2 separate regions of the Mus musculus genome follow, and region 2 is linked to region 1. Evidence: chromatin loops called from intact Hi-C (ENCODE). Cell type or tissue: heart. All regions are shown on one strand. Links, peaks and the distances in the headings refer to the core of each region. The heading gives the core; the rest is flanking DNA. Region 1 has its middle 17 kb from the start of Ndufs6. Region 2 has its middle 44 kb from the start of Gm30154.

Region 1 (8,336 bases), core at 129-8,128:
GGACACTGATGGCTGGAACCAGCGGGACACGAAGCGTGCATGATGCTCACCTGACTACCTCCTAAGTGCCTCTCTCTTCTGTTGTCCTGGTAGATCCTGACCTCATCACTTCTGGGCAAAATCCTGGTCACGGGGAAGGAGAATCCCAGATTCCAGCTCCTAGATAGGGTCCCCAGCCCTGGAGTGACAACTGTAGGTACCCTGTGACCACCCCCCAAAAGCATTAAATAACCAATAAAAGAACTAAGCACAGGCTCTGTACAGGACACAACAATTCCACTGCTAGACACCTACCTAAGGGAATTGAGGACAGGGAAGAGATACTACCCACTCAAAGTCACAGCAGCATCCTTTAACCAAGCACACACTCGAGGATGACAGACGTGAGAACTACAGCCGTGCCACAGAGCACTGAAAGAAGGGATGTTCTGACTCTTGCCCCAACACAGTGGCACTGAGAGATATTATGTCCCATACATTAGCTAGTAGCAAAAGGCAAACACTGAATGAACCCTGTGACTCCCTAGAGTGAGCAAACTTGTGGAGACAGAGGGTTCAGTGGGAGAACCCGGGGCTGGGAGAGGAAGGAAGATTCGTGTCTCTTGGTGACAGAGAGTGTTCTGTAGATGGGCAGTGATAATAATTGTACACTGTATACATAATGCCATGAAATTTAACACTTAAAAGTGGCCACAGGGTGAAGTCTGGAGCTGGACTCTAGCCCGGGGGTAGCATGTTTGCCTGGCATGCACAAGGCACTAGGTTCAATCCCCGGAACCCTAGGATAAAGGATTAAATGGTGAACTTCATGCTTATATTTCACCATGGTTCAAAAAGTAATATAACTACCAGACTGCTGCATGCCATGCTTTAAATGTCTTCTTTGTGGATTTGATGCCATGAATTGTTTCTCAATGACATTCGTTGTTACGCTGACAGCTACAGTCCAGCTGGGAAGACGACAGTCCTTCCTGTCGCTGAAAATGCACCATATTCCTGCCCCACAGACCTCGCAGAACCCGCCTTTGCTTCCACTTCCAGATCATCTGTATGAACACTGCTCTGCCCAACTCTAAGCCATTCCTGACACTTAGCAGCAACATCTTCCCTGGGATGGAAACCGAGCTGCCTGGATTTCTAAAGGTTTAGTGGTAGCAGCCTGGACCCTCCCCTACCCGGGCTGAATCTCCATCTCATAGGACCAGACTCAAATTCATAAGTTCTATGGTAGGCAGATACACAGTCACAGGTCCTGCCTGTGTGCTGACTGACCTGTCTGATCTCCCTCTTACCTGCTCACACTAGTTCTGGCCAAACTTTAGGTGGGACCACCTTGCTCCACCCTGCACCAAATGCCCAACAAGCACACCTGGCTGGTGTGCGCAAACGCAGCCAAGGCAGTTGAACTAACAGGTGGAGCTAACCATAGAACCTGAGCAGGGTACCAGGTAGGAAAGACCCAGAAAGGACTCTGTTTGCCTTTGATCACTAGGGTTTGAATGGCAAGCCTCCAGTGTAACACGTCTCAAAGGTGCTGTTTTATTCTGCTCCTAAAAGGTTTGTTGTTTTTGTTTTCAGTTTTGTTTTTTTCCTCCTGGTCGTAGGCTACACGAGGTTGAATCTGAAGACTCTGAATCAATCTCTAAAAACACAGTAGCCACACTGAGGACCACCACTGTATATTAGTCCCCCGTGGAGCCAGGATTGTTCTGAAATCACAGCCTTTTCTTGTGCCATGGTGGACAACCACTGATCACAGACTCTTTAGAAAGAACCCCAAGGCAGAGCCAAGGCTTGCCTCTCAGAGAAGTCAATCCTAGAAAGGGCTGGGTAGTTCCCCAGTGCCATTTGTGAGCCTCTACTCTCACATCTCCTTTAAGTCCCACAGCCCCAGGCCCCAACACCCTGAAGAGTCAGGAGAACACACCATGGCAGCTTCGGTTGTTATGCATCCAATGGAAGACAGCTTTAACATGCTGTCAGCCATTATTCCTGAGAATAACCCTGGAAAACAGAGCCCACACTCAACACCAGAGGTTGTTAGCACTCCCATACAGAGCGTGAAGCTGGGAGCGATGTGGTAAGGGTAGGGAGATGGCCAGTGTGGTCAGCTGCCTTTGAAGGCTACTCCCAAAGTGTGCCCCCATCTTGGCAACTGGACTTAAGTGGGTGCTCTTCCACCACAAGCTCTGAATTCTGAATGTGCCAGATATCCCAGTGAGCAAGGCCAGTAAGAAGGTTTCAGCGTGGGTTGCGAGTCCCCATCCTGTCTCACTTCTGCTTCGTTCCTAGGTTCGACACAGTATTCCCAGGAGCGGAGACTCAGCATGGAGATTAAGTCGTTAAGGAGTGCGGGGGGACACCTCATTCATATTTCACAAGACTTAGTGCATTTAGAGCACGATTGACTGGAATTTAATTGGGTTAGACATTATCAGTTTAAACTTTAAATAACTGCACAAAAATGAAATTTAAAATCCCCCGTGTCTGGTGGATTAGCACTGTAATACTAGAATGGCCCCCGAGGAGAGGGGAGGTGAGCATTGAGCACCAGAGTACCGTGCCGGGACTCTCAGCCTCCGTCCCAGTGAGCTGCCTTCTGTCTCGGTGGCCAGCGGATCTTGCTGGCCGCCACAGCGGTCTGCAGCCTCATTGATCACCTCCTTGGTGCAGTAACAGGTCATTCTCATGGCAACCTGGACGAGGAGGTGCTGGAGCTCGAAGGCTGGGAAGCCACAGCCGCCAGGGGGCTCAGTGCCTGCCTCGTCCTCAGGGGAGGCTGCCACCCACACACCAAGCTAGACTTGCCCTCAGCTGGGCAAGATCAAGGCACTGCTCAGGGGTGAGAAATCAAACCCTGGCCCATTCTACCTTTGAAGGGTTTCTGTTTCCCTTAGGCCTGTCATGTTAAAGGAGGGGCTCACTCAGAGGCTGTACCTGCTTTGGGGAGACAGAGCCTTGCTTCCCTTGGCTTCTAGATATCTCTCCAAATAGCTGTTAATGTTGCCAAGAGCAGATTTCAAAGGCAGTATCATCTGCAGATTCTGGGCCTCTGCACAGTGTCAGGTGTGGTCATCTCCAAGGACTTGGACCCAGCACCCCAGCCTCTGGGGTCCCTGTTACTGAGACCAAGAGGACAGCTGTGCACTACTGCCCTCTGGTGGGCAGGCAGGGGCCAGTTAGGCATGAGTCCTGGCCTCATCCCAGAGCCACCCCTTGCCCTAGTCAAGGAAATGCAGAGGACTGCTCCCTGCAGGGACTGGTGGGAAAGTATCAAGGCCTGTGCCTGGAAGCTGGGGTGTCCAGGCAATAGATCACTCTGGGGAACATTAGTCCACATTCCTGTCTTTGCACCATATCCCACGACTGATGATATTTTCCAGAATGTTCTGTGTGGCGGTAGAAGTCAGAACAGCATCCAAATCTTCCTGTACAGCACCCACCTTACATTCTTGGAGAAGTGTCTACTGATCTCAGATCCTGCCCCTTGTTCAGGGCTGGGGTCTCCTATATAGGAGCTGTTGCCCTGCCAGGACAACTTTTCACTCACCACCCTGGACAGTGTATGAGCTGGGGCAGGGGCTGTCATGCCATCAAGGATGGTCAGATAGGGCTCTGGGCCAAGTGCTGCCCATCTGTCTTGCAAGCTCCCAGTGTATTGTCACTGCCCATGGAGGGACCATCCCCAGAACGTACAGGAGGCAGGTAACCCTTAGAGTATTAAAACACAGGCCAAACCTAGCATCTGTGAACATGGTGAAGCATCAGAAGTGTGCCTGTGGCTTCTAGGCACATGTTCAGGTGAGGCTGTGTGGATGTGTACAGACACCTAGGAACCCTGAGTCCCCACACAGATACAGCCCAGCATGCCCTCGCTGGCTCTGTCCTTTCCCAAACCTTCTGTGGGCAAACAAGTAGCTTGAGTGTGCCTTGGTCTATCAGATGGAGCTGTTGCCCCTTTTCTAGAAAGAACCAATTTCCAGAAAGTGTCCTGTTTGTTATTAACCCATTGGTGTCACGTAGAGCACATGTCACACGTAGTGTGCATGAGTAGCCCCTAATGTGAAGGCCACTTCCATCTTCTTCTTCAACTCAGGAGTTCGGCCACCTGGGTTCAGGTTGGGTTCTGATAGAAGGTGAAAAGAATGAACGTTTGCCAGAACCAGGATGCTCTGGGAGACCCAAGCTTTCCCTTGTTTAACCGTGCATGTAGTATTGATTCTCAGGACAAATTAATAACCCCTTAGTCAGAATGGCTAAAATTAAAACATCCCAAGAAATGCTTGCGTGGATATAGGGAGAGATAAACACTTACTCACTGCTGGTGGGAGCACAGACTGATGCAGCCACTAGAGAAACCAGTGTGGATGTTCCTCAAAAATGGAGACATAAGAACCAGGTGCATCACTCTTGGACACATTCCCGAAGGATTCTATTCTACTACAGAGATACTTGCTCATTCCTGTTCATCGCTGTTGTGTTCACAATAGCCAGGAAATGGAAACAGCCTATGTGTTCTTCAACTGAAGAGTGGATAATGAAAATGTGACACATTTGCACAACTGGATCTTATCCAGCTGTAAAAACAAAATAAAATTCACAGTAAATAGATGGAGCTAGAAACAATCATCCTGAGTGAGGTGACCCAGGCCCAGGAAGACAAACGTCACATCTCCTGTCATACATGGATTGACTCTTCAGAAAATAATAAGGGGCCATGTACAGGGGGAGGCAAGATTCAAGGCATGGGGGTAGAACATGGGTGGGGTGAAGTGGGAAAGGGGAATAATAGAGCAGAAATCCTTGAGTAGGGGAAGGGCTTGAGTCCAGGTGGGTGGTTTGAAGGAGAATAGCCCCTATGGACTCACATACCCGAATGCTCACATACCAGGGAATGGCACTACTTGAGATTAAGAGGTGTGGCCTTGTTGAAGGAAGTATGTCATGGGGGGGCGGGATGGGGGAGCTTTGTGGTTTCCAAAGCCCAAGCCAGTCCCACTTCTTGGGATGTAGAACTTTCAGCTACTTCTCTGTTAGGTCTCCAATCCAGGACAAACAGATGAGGTGCCTATTTAATATAACAAAGCAGACCTGGCCTCCAGGTCCCCCTAGCATCCTTCAGTTCACACCTGTTATAGGGTCCTCCTGTCTGGCATACCCTGCTCCCTACCCTAAACTTCTCCAGCCCAGGGGCTGGGCTGCCCTTCCGCACATATTCCAGACATTGCGGTTATCTGGCCTTTTCTCATCTACCCTTTACCCTCCTGGCCTCTTGATCTGATTCTTCCTTTCCTCTCTCCTTACATGGCTCGGGTCATGGCCACTCTGAACCTACCAGATGTCCTTGTGTCTGGCTATGCTCTCCCCTTTATCTATAATAAAAGTCCTACTCCGCCATACAAAGCCTTGTCCTTTCCTTTTTATTCCGTTTATCCATTCATCTAGCACAAACCCAGAACCAGTTATATCCTTTCCTTTTTAACTTCTTCCTTTCAGTCAGCTATGCTCCCCATCATGATGACAATGGACTGAACCTGTACAACTGTAAGCAAGCCACAATTAAATGCTTTCTTTTATAAGAGGTGCCATGACCATATTGTCTCATCACATCAAAAGAATACTAAGACACCAGAGTAAGAACAGAATATAGGGAAGAATAATTAATACTAAAAACCTTTGAAAGAGACTGACTGCAGAAGCTTCCTACATTTACACACATGCACACAGATGCACACACACACACACACACACACACACACACACACACACACACGAGTTTGACTGGAATTCCTTATAATGTGGGAGGGATACTATAGATAACAAATAAAAAGCCTAGTGCCAAGTATGGGTCATCTCTTTTCAAGTTGTTGTCCATGAGGTCCCAAAACATAGCAATTCCCCAAATATTAAAGGCTATTACCACTGTTAACTATCATACAGAACCTAGCTAAGACCCTATTGCTGACCCACACTGTCAGCCATACTATGGAGAAATCCACACTGTCAGCCATACTATGGAGAAATCCGCTGCTACTCACCTGGAAGCATCGTCCCTACTTGAGCGGGTTCATAGTGCTGGAAGGTGCTCTGCATGCTACCAGGGAAGAAGGCATCGAGAATCTTACCCATCTGTGAACTCTGTGGCTTGACAGGCTATGTCCCTTACAACAGGGGTAATCAACTACCTTCCGATTACATTTAAGGCCGATTACACAAGAAGGAATTTATGCCTGACACCATTAATTGGGCCAAGAATCTGTGGTTGGGTAGGTCACAGACTAGCAGCAGAGAAGCTGCTGCTCTCCTTCCACTAAATGGACACAGTGTTAAAGGGCCCCCGAGTACTTATCTTTATTCCCAACCCTCATTAGAGGATCTTCATTTTGCAGTAAATGGCAATTAACGTCAAAACCCACTACTGGTCACTGTGCATACAATAATAGACTATAAATGGGGCTCCTGCAGGTGTGCAGAGAGTAAGAGACTATAAAACGGGGCACCTGTGGGTATGCAGAGAATAAGAGACGATGGATGGAGCTCCTACATCATACTTCCTCACTCTGAGATCACCAAGGAAGAAGGGGCAGAAAGACTGTAAGGTTGTGTTTAGTGAAGCAGTTTTCCGTATGTGAACTCACCACAGCTGTGACTATGTGCACAAGACCTGCACCAGATCATCATAGATAGGGAAGTTGTCTGTCACAAAGCCCCACCCTAGCTGAGGAGCTGCTGGGAACTGATGGCTGCTGGGAAAGGAGAGAGAGTTTTCTTCAGGGATGCAGCCTCTGAGAAGCTATCCACATTGCAGTAGGTTGTCGTACACCCACTCGCAAATAGGCAGCACTAAGTGGACTCTATGGCTTTAAAAATAGAGTGCATAAGAGCACATAAAGTGATAGGAGGGGCTGGCAAGATGGCTCAGTGGGTAAGAGCACTGACTGCTCTTCTGAAGGTCCTGAGTTCAAATCCCAGCAACCACATAGTGGCTCACAACCACCCATAATGAGATTTGATGCCCTCTTCTGGTGAGTCTGAAGTCAGCTACAGTGTACTTATGTATAATAGTAAATAAATCTTTAAAAACAAAAACAAAGTGGTAGGAGATAAACTTGGAATTGGAGGAGTAAGCGATCAAAACACGTGATGCATGTATGAAAATTTCAAACAATAAAAAACTAAGAGTGACTCAGTGTGATCCAGAATGACTTTGCTGAAAGAATCTGGTGTGGTTTTAAAATTCAGTATTACTAGCAATACTACCTAGTTTCTCCAGTGTTGGGGATATTTCATAGCTGATAGTGATGGTTGTACACAGATGCGTGCATTCAAGAGCAATTGCTGCCAAGCTGAAGAGGACATCTGGTGACTCGAATACTCAAGAGAGCATAGCTTCCTTCTCCACTCACTTGGTGACTACAGCAGGGCACGATGGGAGACCACAGCAGAGCATGGTGGGAGGCTGTAGCAGGGCATAATGGGAGACTGCAGCAGGGCATGGTGGGAGACTACAGCAGGGCATGGTTCAATGCAGAAGTAGGTGTGAAGTTTACCAGGTCCTGTGGTCACTACTGTCAGCATGGCACCACCACAGACTACAGTGTCAACATGGGGCCCGAACATGGTGAATTTTTTTCTCTGAAATTTTCAGTAATTGATAAAATATTCTTTTTGTAAATCTTTTTCATGGGAACAGTATTTTCATATGTCACATTTACTATCAAAATTTCATATAGTATACAAAGATGCATAACTGCCCCCCCATCCCCAGAATTACCTAGTCACTGTTCTAGTAAATATATCTGTAGATGAGAGCACACATGAGCAGAATGGCTGCAGTGGCCAGCATCCGAGCCATTTTACATTTTCTGAACACTCAATTCATGTATATATTCTAGACAACAATGACTCATATTGTTTCTACACCTCTGTGTCATCTCATTGAATTAGCAAAGAAATCAAATCAGAACTATATTATTAATCTGATCTGCCCATTGCCAATAATCCTCCACAGATATCCTTATGTGTAAGTCTTCATAACTTGCAGGTATGTAACTCACAGCACAGCCTGGTGCCAGCTCACCAGAGATGGGGATCTGTGCCTCCCCACACCATGGCCTCCTTTTCTTTCAGAGCCTTTACTCCTTCCCTCATGCCCACCTTCCCTCGTGCCCACCTCTCACGTAGACCTACGTCACAGAAGACCAGGGTGTTCTCACCACGCAAGCTGCGTGTGACTTTTCTCTCTTTAAAAGAAGTAAACTTCTGATGTGTCCAACATGAATAATAATTCTCCTACTCAAAAAAGCAGCAGGAGTGTGGAGTAGCTGAGACAAACC
Region 2 (8,336 bases), core at 122-8,121, 220 kb before region 1:
GCCAGGAGCCAGAAGTCCCTGGGAATTAAACAAACAAACAAAAAAGACTAGCATCTCAATGCTACAACTGCTAGTGGCTGGATTCTGCCAGAAGCAAAGTGAGGCTTTGCATTCCAGAGATGAAAATACTACAACAGCCAGTCCCTGAGCAGAAGCCCCAGCCATTTCATGCTCGCTTCCGACCCATCTGAAACAGTGAATAAATGGACCACCATAAGGCATTTATCAGATGATAGCTAGTCATAATGTAGAGACAGGGCCAAATGGGTTAGCTCAGGTTATAGCAGGAACATCGAACTGAAGTACTTGTGATATTTGATTTACAGAAAAGATGAAGAGATGTTCATGGAAAAGACAAGAGAAGACATTTGGCCTAGAAAATACCACACTCTACCCTCCAGCTAATGATATTCTGTCATCCCTAACCCTGGGCTTACATATAGAATGTCCTTTCTTGTGGGCAATATATGAGCGAGTTAAAGTCTGAGGAGAGGTCTTTCCCTGGGTCACCCAACCCTGGCATGATCAATGTTGATATGAAAGTCAGAGAGGTTCAGAGAGCCTGGGATAGAGATTCCTAGAAGGAAGGGTCCCATTCACAGAAGGTGAAGGCTAGAATGATAACTCTGAAGCCTAGGAACACCTGGGACCACCAGAGTGCAGGAGAGGAAGGGAAAAAGATTCTTCATAGCCAGAGGAAGTAGTGTGGTCTGCTCACACCTTGATTTTGCCTTTACTGTCCAGAGCCACGAGCAAAGGCAACTGGGTTTTGTAAGCCTCAGAGACTGCGTTATCTGATGGCATCATGTTCTGGAAGCCACCATGATCCTTCATCCTGGTGTCCCACATCTCAGAAGCACTAAATTCCTTGGAGTATTTCCTCCAGTCTCAATAATACTCATCGTGGTAGGAAAGGTGGAGCACAAAGCACACTCCCCTTAGCCAAGTACACACACTATTAAAGTGGACCACTGCCACACTGAATGTCCACTGGTACTTCCTGCCAACAGACCACAATCAAGAGGGAACATGAGCTCCCTGTGCCTCAAGTCCCAGGACCTCTGTCCAGCAGGGACTGGGGAGCAATGGTTCTGGGGAGGGCCAGGAGGCCCCTTTCCTCAACTAGTGATGTTATTTCCCATGTAAGAACATGCAGGTCTCCTCACAGCAGGAGGAGGTTCCTGTCTGTTTACTATATTGCTGTGGTTTTGCTTTCCAAATTAGAAAGACAAGAATAAATAATCGTTTTCAAGATGGGCATTACTCCCAAACTGATTCATTTTCCAATATGTACAGCTTCCCACTTGATTGTTTTAAACCGTACCCTGTGCCGCTCCTACTTCATAATTCTGACAACGGGGTGTTAAAAACAAACCACCCAGCATCTTTCAATTGACATCTATCTGTTTAATAGTTTAAACTCTATTGCTTTCTTAATGTCCTCATAATGCACTATTCATTTTGCTGCTGCATCTCAGGGAAAAAAATCTAATCTTGATCTCCTACTCCCCATTTTTCTTAACTCTTTAATAATAATCGGGCAGTGGCATATCAGGATGGAAATTGCTTCTGAGGAAAGCTGTAATAAATAGATGTCAGACACATTACACGGGATTTGCTTACTTTTGATTTTAAAAGACAACACTGAAGCTGAAAATTTAGAACTCAAAGGATACCTCTCACATTTCCAGGGTTGCAGACTCAGTGCAATTGGGGGAACGTGGATACCTCCTTCTAGACCCCCTCAGCTCCCAGCCCTATCACCCACCTCCCAAGCAATGGTTGCGCATCCCTATGCAAAGCCTGGTGCTTGGCAAATGTTGACCCCAAGGTCTGACAGCCTTGTTGTCTGGAAGAATGACATCAGCGAGACATAATTGAGTTTCTGAGGTGACAGTTGGACCCATCACATCTCCAGCTGGGGTCAGAAGTACCAGGGTCATTGACAGAGAAGATCAGTCTTTCCCTTTGCCCACACTCTCCCTTGCATGAATTTCCAGGGATGTATTGATAAGTCCCTGCTTCCAATTGACTGGTCACATCTCAAGAGTAATTCCCAGCTGTCTTAGATGGACTGTGACCTGCTGGTCTTTTATTCCTGACTAGGGATGTGATGGACAGATTTGGAAGAAATGAAGTCTCTTCTCACTGGTTTGTATCTCACTCTGCACTGTGGCTTCCTTGCCTGGAATGTGGTCACAGCCCTCCTTCGAGCTGTGGTGGAATACAGCTGGTGGGAGATAGGCAGGACTGTGAAATTGGAAGAACAGGTCCCAGTAGCAGAAGTTCAGAGTCTGCAGCAAGCATCCTGGATCCCCAATGGTCGGTTATACTTTCTGCTTCTTAGTGATAGCCTATATGGGATACTGTCCCTGTCAGCTACACTATGACAATTGTACCCCTGTATCTACAGCCTGTGTATTGCCTGGACTCTACACAGAAATTTTGGCCCAGTATCCTGAGATTAGCCATGTTTTTATGTGTGGTACATGTACCCTCTGTCTGTACCTTAGAATGGGTGATCAAAAAACATTTATCAAGGGGAAAGATAATACAAGGAGAGTTTAAGAAAGGGAAGAGATGGGAAGACAGAACAGGAGGAGAAGGGCTCTATCACAGGACAATCAAGGACTGTATGCTCATTCCAGAGCAAGCACAGGCCTAGACTAGCTTCACCACTAATTCACTGAGCATAAGCAGACCTCTGAACTAGCTGTGCCCCATCTCCTCAGTGAGTGGGGTGTGCAACTTGAATATGATCTCAAATAGAGGTCAAGTAACTATAGACGTTGATAAGCAGACTGTGAATGTGAGGTTGGACTGGGTGAATTCTTTCTGAATCATAGACATCTCTGGGCTACAAAAGATCGAATAAGGTCTTGATGGTTTTTACTGTCTGTTCAGAGCCCCAGGGCCCCATCAGATGAACTACCAAGGGAGTAAGGCTGAGCCAGACAATGGCACACAGCTGTGATCTTAGAGGCTGAGGCAGGATAATCACTTAAGCTTAGGGAGTAGCCTAGAAAGCCTCTACAGAAAAGAAGAAGAGAAGAGAGAGGTGAGAGGAGGGAGGAGGGAGGGGGGAAGCGAAGGGAGGAGTGGGGAGGGGGAGGGAGGAGAAAGGAGAGGAGAGGAGAGGAGAGGAGAGGAGAGGAGGGGAGGGGAGGGGAGAGGAGGGGAGGGGAGGGGAGGGGAGGGGAGGGGAGGGGAGGGGAGGGGAGGGGAGGGGAGGGGAGGGGAGGGGAGGGGAGAGGAGAGGAGAGGAAAAGGAGAGAGGGAGAGTCAAGTTCTGGGGCCCAGGACACTTGTATCTGCTGTTCAGAAATATTGCCACTAGATGGTGCCAGGTCCATTTTTGCAGCAGCACCTACAGGTTCTAGGTAGACTTACCTCACAGGTCAAAAACAGGTGTGTGTGTGTGTGTGTGTGTGTGTGTGTGTGTGTGTGTGTGTGTGTGTGTTCACTTAATGCTCCTTGTCCATCAGACAAGGCCACTAGAAAAAGACACATCTGGGAGCATGAGTTTACTGCCCCACATCCCACCCCCTCACTGTTGCCCCTGTATACCCTGAAACACAAAGGAGCCTAGGCTGGAAGATCTCTTCCCCCATTTCCTTGAGGTTGGGTGGAAAGAAGGAAGAGAAGACATAGCAGAATAGGTAATTCATGTTACAACTAAACTGAAAAATGAAACAGGCACCCCTGTACATAGGTACAGAATTTTAAGGCTCCAGAAGTTACATGTAGTACAATGTGCAAGATCTATAGACTCCAGAAAACTGGCTCCCAAGCCTTACCCATGTCTGGTTTGACCTGGTTCACTCTTGACAGATCCACAAGGCATCGTGCAGAGGACTTGCCTTAGGCTTTCTCAAGATGCTCAGGTGTACATCTCCTTGGTTTACACCTAGCGGCCGCTGAACACCACACCAACAACTATATTGTGTACCATTACCTGGACACTGACTTAAAACCTGATGCAGAGGATGGCAAGATGGCTTGGTGGTTAAGACCACTTGTTGCTCTTGAAGAGGACCTAAGTTTGATTACCAGCACCTACATCAGGTATTTTACAACTGCTTATAAGTCCAGCTCCAAGAGACCCAATGCCCTTTTCTGGATGCTGAGGGCATCTGCACTCATATGCACATAGATACATGCACACACACACACACACACACACACACACTATAAGCCATGTAAAGGGAGCAATGTCCCCTTCTTGTATCCTAACCTCGAGACATCATGGAAAGAAATGGCTCTAACAGTAAAAGTGCCTGGTCAGTTGCTGAATGCATTCTTTGAGATGCCCGTCTTTCCAAGTAGAGCATCAGAAACACAGGCCCAACTACCTCTGGGCACCTGTGATGTGCCAGTTGGTTTGTCTTGGCTTCAGCTCAGTGCCTGGTGCTAGTTCCTCAGAAGATAATTCTGCAATGACTGGTGTTCGTGCATGCATGAGGTTTTGAAAGTGATGACCGTTACACTCCAGGTAGAGCCACAGCCCCCACAGGTGATGGCTGAGTGTGGGTCTCGCTGGAGTTGAGGGATGTAACCCTCGCCAACCTGGAGCAATGGGTGACAAGGCTGACAAGTTTCTGGTAAACAGCAGACCCAGCAGCGCTCCATTCACCTGCTCACTCATTCTACTTCCGTTTGCCTGAAAGAAAAGTCTAAGTGGTCTCCCAATAACTTAAGGCCTCAAAATAACAAGTCTTACTCCTGGAAATGGACCCACGTGGTCCCAGTCTCATCCTGCTAAGATGGCATGCTCCCCTTCCCAGACCAATTATTCTCACCTGAACTTCACACACAAAGCAACAAAAATTAATTTAGTGAGAACTAGCCTGCTACTCAACTACACTTCAGGAAATAGCCCTCCAGTTCTAAAATCAATAACGCTTAACCCACAGCCCTTCAGTCATATGCATGCCTTGCTCAGGAAATGTCCTCTCTTTCTTGTCCAGGACTGGCAGGATCAAGAGCCCCCAGCCATGTACCAGATACCCCAAAAATAGTACTCAGAATTAGCTACATGAAAGGCATGCTAGTGTCCCTCTCTCATCTGTGGTGGCAAGAGGGACAATGATAACTTTACAGCACGAGGTCCCTTCATCTCAAGGAGTTTCTGAGCCAAGAACAAAGCCAAACTTTTAAGAGAGTAATGTTCTGGTTTGGTTTCTGTTGCCTTGATAAAGCTCTCTAAACAAAAGAGTATTTAGGAAAGGAAAGGATGTTCGGACTTACATTTTAGACAGTCTGAAACACTGAAGGACATCAGGGCAGGAACCCTGACGAACATGGAACATAACCCATGGAAGAACACTGCTTACTGGTTCATGCTTAGCCACCTTTGTTACACAGCCTAGGACTGCCTGCCCAGGGAATGGTGCCACCCATAGAGGACTGGACCCTTCTTCATCAATTAACAATCAAGAAAATTCCCCACAAACATGCCCACAGGCCAATCATATCTGGGCAATCCCTCAACTGAGATTCCCTCCTCGGGTGACTGTAAACATTGTCAAGTTGAAAATCTACAACTTGTAAGCAATGACAGTCTTTAGTCAATACAGGGTCCTGTGTCTTTTGAACTGGATGGTTGGAGGAATATGTAAGAGTTTGGATTTGCAAGCTACGTACGAAAACAGAGCTTAAGTAATGGCCATTCTGTTAAAAGTTCAAATGAACCAAATGCCCAGAGAAATATGGCCCATGAAGGTCTAGCAATGAGATCTCAGTGGGAAGTAATAATTCTATCAGGAACCAGAGGCTACATTGCTACATTCTGGCAAGGAATCTGGATGGATTCTGCTGGTGTCCTGAGTACTTGGGTGAGGGTCAATTCAAGAGTAATGAATTCAGTTTGTTTGGTGGAAGATATTTCAAGACAGTATACTGTTCGGGCTGTATGGCTGCTACTTCTGGTTCTTTGCCAAGTCTCAGTGAGAGAGCTGCAAGCAAAGGAGAAAGACACCAGGCATGTGCAGCCTGGATGAGTCATAGAGGTGAATATAAAGCTAACTTTTTTTCTACTTTTAAGCCTGTTGTGGATTTTTAGGTTTTGGCCTTTGGTTTCAGGGTTTTCTGCTGATAAGTGCATAAATGATAGTTTTTACTTGATAGTGAAAGTATAAAATCTAACGTGAAGCTTCAGAGCTTCAAAATGGCCATTCCAACTGTGTAGAAGTTTGCTGAGATGTATAGACTTTTATATATATATCCTTATGTGATATATGGTGATATATAACTGTATATGATATATAACTGTATATGATATATGCACATATATAAGGTTATATTATTTATAAGGTTTTATAAATAAGATTATAATATATGTATTTATTTATTTTATATATAATTATATATAATCTTATATGGAATAAAAGTTTTGAGGAAAGGGCTGTGTGCATGATTAAAATTGCAGACAAGGAGTGTGTGAAGAAAGCAGCTGTAACCGTGAAAGATTAAAAGTATTAAAGAAAAGCCTGGTGCTCTGCAGCTGGGAAGAGGAAAGGGTCCCTGAGGGCAAGACCCACTCACCAGAGGTGGTAACTCATCAAAATGCAAATATTCCTGAAAGAGCCTAAACTGAGACTGCCACCGAAAGGGTTCCCTGCTGGACATAACTACTAGAGAAGCATTTCCTTAGATTTAGGCACCACGTCAGACTTAGATTTGTGATCTAAGAGTGTCAGCCTACATTTGACGATTGGAGCAGAATCTGAGAGTAGCATCTACATGAGGCTGGTCCCGCAGACATGCAAGATGTAACAGAGAACCCAGGTTCCACAAAGCTTCTGAGATGAGGCAGTGTGTGGCAGGAGGTGCCTTTGCATAAAGCTTTAAAGGTGAAGCTTATGTTATAGCTAAAGCCCCTAAGTTGCAATGCTGGATGTGGCAGGAACTCTGTCAAGGGGAACTGCAGGTGTGGGGTGGAGTCGGTCCAAGAGCGGTCACATGTGCTGAAGATAGCAGAGATGAAGGGGTAGGGCTGCCAAAGACCAGTGAAGCCTAGATGATTCCATCACAGTCCCCCAGTGCTGAGCATGATCTGCAGGGTCTGGTGTTTGCTGAATTTGGGTCTTGTTTCGCTCTTATCTCTCCTTTTCCATCCACCTGTTCTCCAAATTGAGCACGTGACTGTTTAGTCTACATTGTTATATATTGGATGTATGTGGCTTGTTGTTGTACAAGGATCATAGTTAAGACATTGCTTTAAGAACAGATTGGACTTAGGGATTTTAATTGTGTTTGAGCTGTTAAAGACTGTGGAGGCTTTTGAAGCAGAAGAATGCATTTTGCATCATGAGATGACTGTAAGCCTATGGAATCCAGAACACGTGTGGTTTGAATAGAAAATGCCTTCAAAGGATTATATGTCTGAACACTTAGTCCCCAGCAGATGGTGCTGTTTTGGGAGATTTTGGAACCTTTGGAAAGTGGGGCCGTATGGAAGGAAGCTGTCCACTGAGGGCAAGCCCTGAGGTTTCACTCTCTGCTTCCTGACTGTGGATACAATGTCATGAGCCTCCTCTCACTCCTCTTATCATGCATTACCCACCATGATGGGCTGGATTCCCTCAAACGGTGACCTACTACAAATCTTTCCTTTTTTAAATTGCTTGTCAAAATATTGTCAGGTATTTTGTAACAGGGGGAAAAAAGAGTACATAATGCTTGTGACCCCAAAGTACGTTTCTTTATTCTGTGTACCAGGCAAAAGGAGGCCCTCACTCTTTAAGATGATTAACATTCATTTGTACCAGCTGCAGCATGTTGATAAACTGTTTTAAACATTTGTCTTGTACATATCCCTCCTTTGGCAGAGTGTATGACACTGGTAGAAGAAAATGGTCTGACAGGCAGGTCAGCTGCACACAGGTTACAGTAGGAGGACTCAACTTACACTCAACAGACCTGACCTTCACTCCTGCTCACCAGGACACCTGACACACATGTGGCTAATATGGCAGTCATACTCTTCCCAGGACCTTGCTTCAAGTTGGTCATAGCTCAACACTATGATGAGACATTTCTTAGTATGAGCTGGGTCTAAACACAGCCCATGGAGTAGAATATGATTACAGGTCTTCGTTACATGTTCTGGGAATGATGACTTGAGTTCTGGTACTAACGTGTCCATCTAGATGACACTAGAATTAGGTGACAAACATCAGACTCTGTTGGACCAGGAAAGATATGGAGTCCTTCAAGTAGCTCCTAATAGAAGCACCTACATCAATAGTCTGGAGTTGTATGCATTTTAATGCCTATTGGAGTGTTTGGGAATCTGTGTCATCTAACTTCACAATGATGGGGCCATTGTAACCCAA

The links. A loop is a pair of places that touch in the nucleus more often than their neighbours do. Peaks named below come from ENCODE experiments on the same cell type or tissue, not always from the same donor. Only the 100,000 strongest peaks of a DNase experiment are listed, where the experiment ranks them.
Region 2: it touches region 1 in a loop (10-fold over the local background); 16 of 42 quality-filtered maps call a loop at or near these places.

The regions. Positions count from the first base shown.
Region 1 is chr13:73,307,601-73,315,936 of GRCm38, forward strand. No RefSeq gene overlaps it. Among named protein-coding and RNA genes, the nearest start is that of Ndufs6, 17 kb to the right of the region's middle. In heart, for the core only: a CTCF peak has its summit at 3,150 (motif pointing left); no DNase peak of the experiment used is centred there; H3K27ac peaks cover 2,379 bases; H3K27me3 peaks cover 502 bases.
Region 2 is chr13:73,084,678-73,093,013 of GRCm38, forward strand. No RefSeq gene overlaps it. Among named protein-coding and RNA genes, the nearest start is that of Gm30154, 44 kb to the right of the region's middle. In heart, for the core only: CTCF peaks have their summits at 3,324 (motif pointing right) and 7,404 (motif pointing right); no DNase peak of the experiment used is centred there; H3K27me3 peaks cover 1,132 bases.